Regions from separate parts of the Homo sapiens genome. Here region 2 is linked to region 1. A link is a loop called in an ENCODE intact Hi-C map of the cell type or tissue named here. Cell type or tissue: pancreas. All regions are shown on one strand. Links, peaks and the distances in the headings refer to the core of each region. The heading gives the core; the rest is flanking DNA.

Evidence for each region. A loop is a pair of places that touch in the nucleus more often than their neighbours do. Peaks named below come from ENCODE experiments on the same cell type or tissue, not always from the same donor. Only the 100,000 strongest peaks of a DNase experiment are listed, where the experiment ranks them.
Region 2: it touches region 1 in a loop (2.4-fold over the local background); 17 of 110 quality-filtered maps call a loop at or near these places.

The regions. Positions count from the first base shown.
Region 1 is chr17:46,059,007-46,065,349 of GRCh38, forward strand. The region is part of intron 6 of KANSL1 (KAT8 regulatory NSL complex subunit 1); the gene reads right to left. Among named protein-coding and RNA genes, the nearest start is that of STH, 63 kb to the left of the region's middle. In pancreas, for the core only: a CTCF peak has its summit at 2,665; no DNase peak of the experiment used is centred there; H3K27ac peaks cover 2,039 bases.
Region 2 is chr17:46,183,829-46,191,532 of GRCh38, forward strand. The region is part of intron 1 of KANSL1 (KAT8 regulatory NSL complex subunit 1); the gene reads right to left. Among named protein-coding and RNA genes, the nearest start is that of KANSL1, 5.7 kb to the right of the region's middle. In pancreas, for the core only: CTCF peaks have their summits at 3,270 (motif pointing left) and 3,473; no DNase peak of the experiment used is centred there; H3K27ac peaks cover 317 bases.

The sequences.
Region 1 (6,343 bases), core at 1-5,000:
ACTGCACTCCAGCCTGGGCAACAGAGCGAGACTCCATCTCGGAAAAAAAAAAAAAGAAAGAAAGAAAAAAAAAAGAGCAGAGCTTTTGGTACTCTTGTAGGGCTGAATGGATAACACTAGAGACTTGAAATGTCAAATTATCAATAAAAAGAGGACAGGGAACTAAGCATGACACACTTCCAAGTACCACCCTCCCAAAGAAAAAGCTGAAGTTGTGAATGGTAGGAGGCTACAAAGCTAAGTGGAAAGTCTCTGAAAAGGGCAGAGATGTTTCTGGCAGTCTCGTGAGGAGACTAGAATTAGATCTCAGGATATGCTAAGAGGAAAGGAGGCTGGGCACAGTGGCTCACACCTGTAATCCCAGCACTTTGGGAGGCTGAGGCGGGCAGACCACCTAAGGTCAGGAGTTCGAAACCAGCTTGGCCAACATGGTGAAACCCCGTCTCTACTAAAAATACAAAAATTAGCTGGGCATGGTAGCACGCGCCTGTAGTCCCAGCTACTTGGAAGGCTGAGGCAGGAAGGAGAATCATATGAACCCGGGAGGCAGACGTTGCAGTGAGCCAAGATCATGCCATTGCACTTCAGCCTGGGTGACAGAGCGAGGCGAGGCTCTGACTCCAAAAAAAAAAAAAAAAAAAAGAGAGAGAGAGAGAGAGAAAAGGAAACTGATCAACACATGTTCTCAGCTGGAACTAAGAGAGAGAAACAGACTGTTATCTTTTTGAGACAGAGTCTAGCTCTGCTGCCCAGACTGGAGTGCAGTAGCTTGATCTTGACTCACTGCAACCTCTGCCTCCCAGCTTCAAACCATTCACCTGCCTCAGCCACCTGTGTAGCTGCCACCACAGCTGGCTTTTTTATTTTTGAGATGAAGAGATTGCACCACTGCACTCCAGCCTGGCGACAGAGCGAGACTCCATCTTGGGGGAGGGGAGGGGGACAAAAAACAAACAACAACAACAAAAAATCAGCCTGTGCAACACAGTGAGACCTGCATCTCAATAAAATAATGAGATAAAATACTTGATACACGAAGAAATTCCCACGTTCCCTTAATTAATACTGCAATGCTATCAATTCTCTTTGAAGGAATTCCCAAGAAATACTCAATTTAATACTTATGAAGGAATTAATACCAAAGTAAAACTCTATTCACCATTTTCTGTTAATCATAGCATATTCGTCCAAAACACTAAAAGAATTCTTTTGGCTCAAGGACAGGTTATAATCATTTGCTTTTGCTTTGCATTTGATATTCGTTATCTAACTCATCCACTGTTAACATGTGGAAAGATTTTCAAAGGTTTGGCAACTCTATCACAATCAAGCATATCCCACAACTGGCTCTTGAAGATCCATCAGAGTGAAGAAACAAAACGTGTAAGCTTCTATTTTATCTCAGTCTTTCAAAATTTATTTTGTATGTGTTTTATAATGTATATATAAAACACCGTCATAACAGTTTAGAGGTAACTGTTCCAAGCACAGAGTGATTTCTGAGTATTCTTTTAGTAGCTTTATGTCCTAAGGTACAATTTTCTACATGGCATGCTTGCTCCTTTCCAAATGTCTAACTAGTATGAAAAAGTTGGTTGGGCCTCCAAGGTCTATTGCACTCTGTCAAGGAAGAACGTATCAAATTATTAACTTTTAATACTGACTCATATTCTAGTTCATTAGTCCTCAACCATGGTGTCATGAAACTGGATTTAAATAGGTGGAATCAAAACTAGGAGGCCTAGAATCATATATTAACACCTTTATTTACCCTGATGTCTACAGGAAACCTGGTCATAGCCATGAGAGAATGCCCTGTACAAAAATGTCACTCTTCAAGTGTGATACAATGGGAAGAAGAGGAGGACTACTCGGAATTCTATGGAAGCCAGCTTTAAAATTTGGCCCAGAGCAATCCCCCCTATGACAACAAGGACTACAAAATTCTAAAATGATGCCAGTACACTGCCAATTTGTTAGGAAATTGCTACTTTTTAAAAAATTGAAAGAAATGCTATTAAGGGCAATAAAAATTTCAAGGGTATGTTAGTAATAAATGTAGCCATTACCTATTCTACTGGTTATTAGTACAAAAAAACCCAGCCTTTTCAACCATTCATTTCCAAACACTGATGGTTTCCACTGCCAGACTATACACAAGTTTCTAATGGTCCACAGTAAATTGAGAATGAGAACAATGCAGTAAATTATTAATAAAACTACATTCTTTTCTTTTTTAAAAAAATACTATTTGTCTTATGGTTTAATTATAAACATAATTTTACTTAAAAAATAAAAAGCAACCTTATTTGAAAATTGGCTGGTACCAATTTTATTTTAATAACTTTATTGATCTGAAATCTTAGTACGTTTAGGTTAAGTTATAAACACCTACTTCACTTAGGCACTGGGCCAGGAAAAGAACATAATGGCATATAAGAACTTTCCACTGGAGTGCTTCTTCATTCACTTAGATAATTACTAACATCCACCATACTAGACCCCTAAAGTGATGAAACACACAATAAATAGCAATATAGGCTATTCAGTAATTACAACTAGTAATTCCGTCATTTTATAATAAAATTATGATTTAGGAAGTACTCCATGTTCTCCATGAGCCTTACTCTGATATTCACTTACCACACCCTAGTGGTTATTCCTTAGATTACATTTAAAATATTCCACATTCAGAGTTGTAGAGGCCTTAGACTATTATCTCCTCCAGGATTACTACTGTTAGTCTGTCTTTCCACCTCCAGTCTCTTGTGCCAATCCATCCCAAACATAATAGTTACAGATTGGCCGGGCGCGGTGGCTCACGCCTGTAATCCCAGCACTTTGGGAGGCCAAGGCGGATGGATCAGCTGAAGTCAGGAGTTCGAGACCAGCCTGGCCAACATGGTGAAACCTTGTCTCTACTAAAAATACAAATATTAGCCAGGCGTCGTCGTGGGTGCCTGTGATCCCAGCTACTCAGGAGGCTGAGGCAGGAAAATTGCTTGAACCCGGGAGGCGGAGGCTGCAGTGAGCTGAGATTGTGCCATTGCACTCCAGCCTGGGTGACAGATCAAGACTCCGACTCAAAAAAAAAAAAAAAAAACAAACAAACAAAAAAAAAAAAAAAACATGTTACAGCAGATTTACCTCCCCCAAAATAGCTTACAACACTTCTCTGCTCAAAAATTTAAAACTTATAGACTGAAACCCAAATCATCAGTTTGGGCATTCAAGGCTTCCTATTTATTTACTGATAGATCTCATTTCTCTTTATTCCCAACGAGTTTAACTTACTGAACACTTTGTTTTAGTCATTGATTTTAAGAAGTACAAGTGATATAACAACAGCTTTTTTTTTTTTTTTTTTTTTTTAGATGGACTCTCACTCTCTCACCAGGCTGGAGTGCTGTGGCGAGATCTCAGCTCACTGCAACCTCTGACTTCTTGGTTCAAGCGATTCTCCTGCCCCAGCCTCTCGAGTAGCTGGGATTACAGGCACGTGCCACCACGCCCAGCTAATTTTTGTATTTTTAGTAGAGATGGGGTTTCATCATGTTGGCCAGGGTGGTCTTGATCTCCTGACCTCATGATCTGCCCCACCTTGGCCTCCCAAAGTGCTGGGATTACAGGCATGAGCCACTGTGCCTGGCCAGCCTTTTTAAGGGCAAAAGAGTTACTGCACTAAACGTGCATCTCAATTTTAAGATATATTCCAGCCATAATTCAACTAAGCTGATAGCCCTTTAAAAACACAGTAATTGGGCTGGGTGTGGTGGCTCACGCCTGTAATCCCAGCACTTTGGGAGGCCGAGGCGGGTGGATCACTTGAGGTCAGGAGTTCGAGACCAGTCTGGCCAACACGGTGAAACCTCATCTCTACTAAAAATACAAAAAATAGCTGGGCGTGGTGGCGTATGCCTGTAACCCCAGCTACTCGGGAGAATGAGGCAGGAGAATCGCTTGAACCCGGGAGGAGGAGGTTGCAGTGAGCCGAGATCGCACCATTGCACTCCAGCCTGAGCAACAGAGCAAGACTCCATCTCAAAGAAAAAACAAAACAAAACAAAACCTCAATGAGTTCCCTCAAGTATGTTTTATTTGGTTCTGGAATGCAGTAGAGATCATTTAAGATGCAGGTAAGGAAAAAATATTAATCACTTGCTTTGTGTGTTCTGTACTCTGTACTCACAATAACTGTGAACTCACTGTCATGTAACAATATTAGAACATAATTTACCTGTTAACTTCTTTGCTGTCATTAGAAAGTAAGCTCCATGAAGATAAGGGCTTTGTTTTCCTTACCAATGCAACCTGGCTGCCCTGAATAATACGGTGGGCATTCAAAAATGCTGTTGAATAAATCTGTCTGGAAAACCGAGCAATTCAAGATGACAGAAGACAAGATGCTTGCTCATCAGCAAATACCACTGAGGTCATGTCATGAGTGAGGAGCCATGTGAGACACAGAAAGCAACCTAGACAGAAGGAATGGGGTGTGTCTCTAACTCTGGAAGAACTCCAGCTTTCTGCTAGATCTAGTACATGGTATATTTCCCAAAGTCAACTAATTTCTCTGTCTTATTTTTCATGCAGCTTACTTTTGTGTCAGGATGATTCTGTTTTAGAAAGTGGCATTGGAACAAAAGGATATTTAGTTTTATGCCTATCTCTTGCCTAAGCTACCTTTTATAATTTTATATGTACATTCAAAACTACATTCGTTCTTAGGCATGGATCAGAAGAAGGTTGGCTACTTCACATATTAAAAAACAAAATCCAGGAGGCCACCACATACTTCAGAAAATTTTTATACGACTCCTGATGTCATGCCATAGTGGCTGGTAAACTGCCAAAACAGAGGAAGGGTGCTTTATTTTCATGAGGTGGCGGTTTTTTTTTTTTTTTTAAAATGTAAAAGCATTCTGTGTTAAATTCATCAAGGAATTGACAAAAAGCTATTTTCCTACACTTGACAGTAATATACTGTTTTCTGACATTCCTGTTATCAACTCCTCTGAAAATCTTTTAGAGATATACGACTATTAGTAAAAAAAAAAAAAAAAAACAAAAAAAAACTGAGACTGAAATGTCAATATGAAAACCCTGCCAAATACCTTATTCTTATCTATTTCTGCTATTTTGATATTTCAGGTAGAGTCCGAGGAATAGACAGGAAGAAATGGTATCGCCTGACAGTCAATTCTACAATTCTTTTCTTTAAAGAGAACATGGCAAACTTACACAGTACAACTGCATACTAGAATAAAACAAGGAAAGTACTGAAAATTCACCATGCAAATACTAATTGTTCCAGCAATTCTCTCATCTCCCTTATTTGTCATTAGCAAATATGTTGCTAGTGGCTCTCTTAAGAAAAATTCCCATTCTCTGCTCTCTTTTACAGCAACATTCTTTGAAAATGTTATCTACAATGGTTCCCTCAATTCCTTCTGTGGCCTTGTCTCCTGAAACCACTCCAACCATGCTTTAATTCACCTTTCTCCCTCTACCAAAACTGCTCACCAATGTCTGCAACAACCCCACCCCACTAAATTCAATGGTCTCAATTCTCAGCCTTCATCTTACTGATCCTGTCTGTAACAACTGACACAGACAATCCCTCCTCCTCCTCCCTCTCCAAAACACTTTCTCCCCTTGCCTTTCACATACCACACTCTCTTGGTTTTTCTTCTACTTTATTCGTCACTCCCTTCCCAATCCTTTCCTCATCTTTCACAGGAATGAGGAGGAATACCTAAGCTCTGGAATACATCAAAGGGCTAATCCATATACCTCTTCTTTATCTGAGCTCTCCAGCACTCTCTATTCCCTCCTCTATTGCATTTCTCTCTCCAGGATTTTTTTTAATTAATTAATTTTTTATTATTATTATACTTTAAGTTTTAGGGTACATGTGCACAACGTGCAGGTTAGTTACATATGTATACGTGTGTTTTTTTTGTTTGTTTTTTTGTTTTTTTAAAAGACAGAGTCTCAATCACTCTGTCATCCAGGCTGGAGTGCAGTGGCACAACCATGGTTCACTGCAGTGTCAACCTGGTGGGCTCAAATGATCCTCCCGCCTCAGCCTCCTGAGCAAATGGACTACACACGCTCGCCCACAGCAGGCTTTTTTTTTTTTTAAAGATATGGGGTCTCACTATGTTGCCCAGACTGGTCTCAAACTCCTGAACGCAAGTGATCCTCCTTCCTCAGCCTCCCAAAGTGCCAGGATTACAGGTATGAGCCACTGTGCCTAGCCTCTCTCCAAGATTTAATGCTATAGGACACACTGCAGAGTTCATTTATTATTTTCTTTCTCTTAACAACTAGAATATTTCAT
Region 2 (7,704 bases), core at 1,256-6,255, 130 kb after region 1:
CCTGAATCTGGGAGGCAGCGGCTGCAGTGAGCTGAGATGGCACCACTGCACTCCAGCGTAGGCGACAGAATGAGACTGTCTCCAAAAAAACAAAAAGAAAGAAATGAGTAGAATTCAGCATTGCCTATACAACTACTTCAAGCATCCCATATTCAAAACCCATTCCCTGCCCCAACACCAAATCCAAAACTTCCTCCTGCTCCTCAACATTGTCTATTTGAGTTAATCATGACCTCAAATCACCAACTTACTTTTTACCATAAATATTTAATTTAAACATCTACTAAATGCCAGATACAAGATAGTAAAATATAAATTAGGTGTGAAGGTAGCCTAGCTTGATAAAGTACTGTATTTCACCTGAAGGGGTCAAGGAAGGCTTCTAGAAAAGATGACATACTGACTGAATTTTGAAAGGTGAGGTGGTGCACAGAGGGTGAGGGTTGGCAACACACAGAATGACAGGCACATTCATTCCATCCTTGGTGCCAATGCCCTAGTGCAGAACCTCATTATGTACTATAGTAATTCAGGCAGTAATAATCTCCCAACTATTCTTCCTTCTTCCTGTCTCAGCAAGCCTCTAATCTAGCGTCCACTACCAAAATGATTATTAGAAAGGGAAGAAAAAAGGAAAGGAGGGGGTAAACCTAAATCTAACCATTTAAAATCTTTCACTGACTCTAGAGTAAGGATGAGTCCAAATTCCCCACACACCATTATCTGTCCCCTTTTTACATTAGACCTCATCTCCAGCCTGTCCTCACTGCAGCCACCTGAAACATATGTTTCCTGGCTCTTCTATGCCCCTGCACCTTTACTCATGCTACTCTTTCACGGTTCAGCTCAAGGTTACATGCTCTTTCAAGTATTCCCCATTACTCCCAGGTTGAGGTGGGGTCCCTCCCTCTAGGCTCTTACCTGCACCCCCATGACACCCTGGCTATTGCTCATGGTACAATATAAACTCACAATTTTGTCTTGTCTCTTTCTTCCCCAGAGTATGTACTTTTTTTTTTTTTTTTTTTTGAAACAGAGCCTCTCATTGTCACCCGGGCTGGAGTGCAGCGGCACAATATTGGCTCACTGCAACCTCCACCTCCTGAGTTCAAGCGTTTCTCCTGCCTCAGCCTCCTGAGTAGCTGGGATTACAGGCACCCGCCACCACATCTAGCTAATTTTTTGTCTTTTTTAGTAGAGACAGGGTTCCACCATGTTGGCCTGGCCTGACCTCGTGATTCGCCAGCCTCGGCCTCCCAAAGTGCTGAGATTACAGGCATGAGCCGCCACGCCTGGCCAACTATGTACTTCTTAAAAAAGGAGGGTTATAGCTTGTTTTATCTCTGTCCCCTACAAGCAGCACAATGCCTGGCAGACAGCAGACCAACACACGTTAAGCAACCTGAGCATTCTATGCTAAACCCATCAGATGAAGATCCATTAGGACGTTAATGGGGATGTCTGAAGTGATCAACCACCTAACAAGAAGAGGCATCAACTGAACCTAGGATAGGCTTCACCCACTACAAGTTCCAGTTATTTACTTGACCAAGCACCTGTACCCAGACTAGGAAACTTTTTAACTACACTTTTTAAGCTATTATTAAATGTGGTTACACAGCATTATAAAGGTAATAGCCATCAAAATCACAAATGTAATTGCTCAAACTTTTACCCAGCAACTGCACTTCTAGAAATCTATTCAACAGAAATATTCTCATAGGTACTCAAAGATGTATACACAATGCTTTCACTGAAGAACTGGAATACAAAAAAAAAACCCTAATTAAAAAGATCAAGCCATATAACAAGTATGATCCCATTAAACATATATATATACACATATATATACACACACATATATACACACACACACACACACACACACACACACACACACACACACGGATAGGCTAGGCCCCATGGCTCATGCCTGTAATACCAGCTACTCTAGAAGTCAAGGTGGGAGGACTGCTTGAGCCCAGGAATTCAAGACCAGCCTAGACAACATAGCAAGATACCATCTCAAGAAAACTTTTTTTTCTGAAGGATGTCTATATATCAAACTATTAATGGTGTTAATCCTACTTCTATGCTAGCACTGAATTCAAATTTCCTACCACTCTTTAGCTGACAAAAGACAGAGGAAAAAAAAATCATACTTTTTATCATATCTCTTTCCAACAAGCCCTAATGGTTGGTGTAAGTGCTCCTGAACAATCCTAAAATCAGCGACTTCTGGAAGATTTTAAGAATTCTAAAGGAGGCCGGGCGCGGTGGCTCATGCCTGTAATACCAGCACTTTGGGAGGCCGAGACGGGTGGATCACAAGGTCAGGAGATCGAGACCATCCTGGCTAACACAGTGAAACCCCGTCTCTACTAAAATGCAAAAAAAAAAAAAAATTAGCTGAGCATGATGGCGGGCACCTGTAGTTCCAGCTACTCGGGAGGCTGAGGCAGGAGAATGGCATGAACCCAGGAGGCAGAGCTTGCAGTGAGCTGAGATCCCGCCACTGCACCTCCAGCCTGGGGCACAGAGCGAGACTGTGTCTCAAAAAAAAAAAAAAAGAATTCTAAAGGAAACAGGTTATTCTGGGAGGGTCCATGGCCAAATTCCTGAGTTCCCACTGAAACCTACCTTATACCTTTAGAGAAAAGTCAATTAATGACTTTTAAAAGTACATTTTTCCAATGCCAATAAAATGTTAAGTCAATACTAATATCCATTTTTCATTCTCTTGGGAGGCAAGGGGTAAGGAGTAAATCACTAAGTGCAAAAAAATACAGTCCAATTTTTTGGAGACATGCTTAAGGTCTTCAAAGAGCTTCAGTTCTCCATGGTAACATATGGAGAGTTTAATGAAACTTTCCTGACAGTTCAACTTATCAGACTGGTATTTCTTTTTTCTTTTTTTTGAGACGAAGTCTCTCTCTGTCGCCCAGGCTGGAGTGCAGTGGTGCGATCTCGGCTCACTACAACCTCCGCCTCCAGGTTCAAGCAATTCTCCTGCCTCAGCCTCTTGAGTAGCTGGGACTACAGGCATGCGCCACCATGTCCAGCTAATTTTTGCTGTTTTTTTTTTTAGTAGAGACAGGGTTTCACCATGTTAAGCCAGGCTGGTCTCAAACTCCTGACCTCAGGTGATCCGCCTCGGCCTCCCAAGGTGCTGGGATTACAGGCATGAGCCACCACACCCAGCCCAGGCTGGTATTTCTATGAAGTGTCTCTCCTATACTAGAAACCAGAAACTAGCTACAGTACTTAGCTTTGAGCCTCTTTCCCTTCACACCCTCTGGTGGAGGTGCTAACAAACAGTCACAAAGGCCAAATAACAAGCAGCAAGAGGAAAGTCTAGATATGAGTTCTTAGCAATTTTTGGTTTAACATCCTAACAACAAAATTGTTATTCCTCTTTTTTATTCCCTAATACTTACCTTCCAACTGAATTTAACCAAGTCTAACCTTAAGCTCTCCCCTTTTTAAAAAGGAATTAAAAGGTGAGGGACTCCATTAAGTTTGATGTCACTCAAGCAACTTTTTCCAAATAAGAGCAGAATCTGCTGTAATTAAAATTCAGAGTAAGATCTCATTTTGGATTCCTGGTTCAGGTTACAAGAACCAGAGTTTTTAAAATAACATTTAGATAAAACTGCACTCAATCTACCTCCACTTTGCATTTCCTGACCCTCAAAATCTTGGAAAGAAACTTTAATTCTAAAAAAATTACAGCCAGGAAAAAAAAGGGTAAGTTCACAGTCAGCAACAATAAAATACACAGCTAAATAATTTCCTGGTAGAGGGCTTTCAAATGTTAACACTGTGGAAGCAGCTTAAAATCTTGGAAAAGCAAGGCTTGCAGAAAGTAACATTTATTAAACAACTATTTTGCCGCATTGTGCTACTAAATGGGGAAGGTCTACTCTATTTAAAAGGTCTCTTCCACCTTAAAGGGACTCTTTGCATAAAGGTTTAAAATCTTCATATAAAATGTTTGATTTTTTTCTTTCAGACTGCCCAAACTCATTTGTTTTTGATTCATAAACATGAGCTGTGTTTTCTACTTTGGTCAAGTCAGTTTCCGCACTCTATTTTAGCTTTACCTTTATTCTACCAAAGACAAGAAAATGCTTAATAAAAAAAAATATATATTGCAGCTCTTTTTGGAGTCCAAGTATTTTGGTAAATCACACCTTTTGGCTTATTTTCTCCTATGTATTTTGTTCTACATCCTAAAAGGCACATGGCTTAAAAAAGAAACAAATAATAATAGTTACCCCCTGCCATACTAGTCATCTCCTATGACCCACAATCCTCCCCTCAATCTGCAAGTGACACCCAAGGATATCACTTACCTCCTATATCTTCTGATAGCCTTCAAACGCTGGTGAACTCTAGTACAGTGGATATTTGTCTTTTCTAATTCATACTGTCTTCTACAGCCATAGTGTGGTTCAACTGAGTTTTGATCTCACATTTCAGGGAATGGGAAGTACTGATGAGGGAAACTTATCTTGTCATATAAACTATTGTTCTGCACAACTTTTAGTATGCCCAGAGGTATATACGCAACTTATCAGCATAGAAACTGTAATTTAAACATACATCTTCAGAAGCAACATGAGAACTAAAAAAGTCTTAAAACAGACTTCCAAGAAACAGTTATGAAGTCCAATTTTAGGAAAAAGACATGATCCAAGTGTTCTTTGCACTGACACAGTAGGCAAGCCAGGTGTCTGGGGCCATTTTACTTAAGAACCTGCCCTGTACTCCTTTCTTAAGGTAAGTAAGTAAAGAGGCACTAAGGTAAAATACGCTTCCCAAGACATAGACTAATCAAATCACTCAAGGCAGGAACATTTAAAATGAAGAAAGAGTACAACGAAAGCTGCTTTAAAACTCTAAATAAGACAAGCAAGGGGCCAGGCCCGGTGGCTCACGCTTATAATCCTAGCACTTTGGGAGGCTGAGGTGGGTGGATCACCTGAGGTCCGGAGTTCAACACCAGCCTGGCCAACATGGCAAAACCCCATCTATACTAAAAATAGAAAAAAATTAGCCAGGCGTGGTGGTGGGCACCTGTAATGCCAGCTACGCAGGAGGCTGAGGTAGGAGAATCGCTAGAACCCTAGGGGTGGAGGTTGCAGTGAGCCAAGATCGCGCCACTGCACTCCAGCCTGGGCAACAGAGCAAAGATTGTCTCAAAAAAAAAAAAAAAAAAAAAAAAAAAAAAAAAAAGACAAGCAAGGTTATATGCTCCCGTTGCTCAACCTACTCAGGAGGCTAAGGCAGGAAGATCACTTGAGCCCCGGAGTTCAGGCACTCTAAACTGTAGCGCACAATGATTACATCTGTGCACGCCAACCTGGGAATCACAGCGAGACCCCGAGACCTCGTCTCTAAAATGAAAAAGAAACAAAATCTCTAAACCACTCAATAAGATTTACTCTGGGGCAATCAACAGACAACCACTTATTCAGTTTACCCTAGTCCCTCCCCTCTAAACTCAAGGAATGGAACGGAGAGGTCCTTTGTTGGGGGGTGGAGAGGGACAATAAAACTATATACATCTATCTAGCAAGAAAGTCGCTTATTTCTGTGTCTTAATGGACTCACCAAGAAGAAAAAAATAGCCCCTACCCATCTCCCCACAAGCTGAAAAAACATAAAAGGAATACGCATTACTCTTTAAACATGGCGTTTACTATGTTTAGAAAATCCAGTGTGGATTAGTTTGGTGTTTTATAGCACATTTTAAAAATTGCTTGTCTAGGCTAAGCGTAGTGGTTCATGCCTGTAATTCCGGCACTTCTGGGAGGCCGAGGCAGGTGGATCACTTGAGGTCAGGAGTTCGAGACCAGCCTGGCCAACATGGTGAAACCCCCGTCTCTACTAAAAATACAAAACTTAGCTGGGCATGGTGGCACACGCCTGTAGTCCCAATGGCACATGCCTGTAGTCCCTGCTACCCAGGCGGCTGAGGCACGAGAATCGCTTGAACCTGGGAGGCGGAGACTGCAATGAGCTGAGATAGCACCACTGCACTCCAGCATGGGCGACAGAACGAGACCCTGCCTCAAAAAAAAAAAAAAAAAAAATTGCTTGCCTGATATAACAAGGTAACTAAGCTTTACTCGCAAAGGGGCCTAATCAGAACCTCTCAATACTAAAATACCTTCTCAAACAACCACAACACCCCTATGTTTACAGAGTACACAAATCAGGTCATAACGAACAGAACAAACCTAAAACTTCTTATTCACTTTAAAATGCAATTAAAACCTGTGGTCAACTCAATCCTCTACAGAAGACGCAGAGACACTGGTTACAATGTAGCATTACTAGAGATGGAAGAGTAGCCTTAGTGACAGTGAAGAAAAAAGTTTAGTATAGTTACTTCACTTTCTTCTCACCTTGATATGAGTTCACAAGTGAACTAAGGCCTACTCATTTTCTAACTTCCAGAATTTTCCTCAACAGGAAACACTCACGTAACAAAGAGTGCTCTGCAGGTTTAACCAGAGAAATAACATGTGTAGGCAGGAAGAAAGAAAATCAGACAAAAATTTAACATCTCACGTTGGTAAAGCACCAAAGTCAAATACGAATGTTCTGAACGTGGCTTTCAGAAAAGATGCAAGAAAACTTCTAAAATACTTCACTTCAGTGGACTCATATAGATGGAAAGACCGAAAATCCCACCCTACCATAAAGGCTCTAATAATTCTTAACTGATCATTCTTTTAACTGGTCACAATCACAGACACTGGTATATACTCAAATGAGGTGGCCATCAGTGACAACCATCTTCACCATAATATAGACATTAAGAACCTTTGTAACATTTAATGTTTCCCTCCAAGTAGTTCAAAAAATAAAAAGTCAATCACCTCAAATTATGAGGTACTAACAAATACACCAAATATGCTAAAGGTCGAAGGAACGGCACACTTTGTTGCATAAACCTAGTGGAAATCCAATTCAGAATTTCATGACTGAAGGTAGTTATTCCACATTTATAATACATTTTTTAAATTCCCAAGGGATGAGCATTTTTACCTTGCCTTATTTTTAGAACTACACATCACACTGCACATATCACATGACATGATGTAACTGTTAGCAAAGAAAATGGTCCAAACCATTGACAATGTACATGGTAAATCAGGATCAATGCATACTCAAGAACCACATTTCGTATTTACTTTAAAAAAAAAGTTTCTTAATTCAAAATGTTTTTTCAAATTGAAAAAATGTCTAGTAACCTATGTAGAAAAAACCAGAAATGTACTTCGTATTTTATAAAATAGGAGTTTACCCAATTATGGGAAAAACTGATATAAAGAAACAGATAAAGGAATAACATACTTCTAAAACTACAGGATTAAAAGTAAAAATTTTCTAGATCAACACCGAAATGCTAATAAATACACTTAGCATTAGGCACAAAACAATTACTACTCAAAAGTATTCACTGTTGATAGGTTAAAAAAATAGTTTTAACTGACAACGCCTGTAGACAATTGAAATTTTCTAAATTGGTCAGACAGCATGCTAGAAAAGGAACCAAGTAGAGCCTATAGGAAAGGGGAAAGGGAAAACACACCCACTTAAGCCTTTGTAAATAGTGGTCCTTTAACTGACCCAAAAAGCAGAGAAAACAGAAATTACAGACCATCCTGACAAATGGAAAACATATTCTAA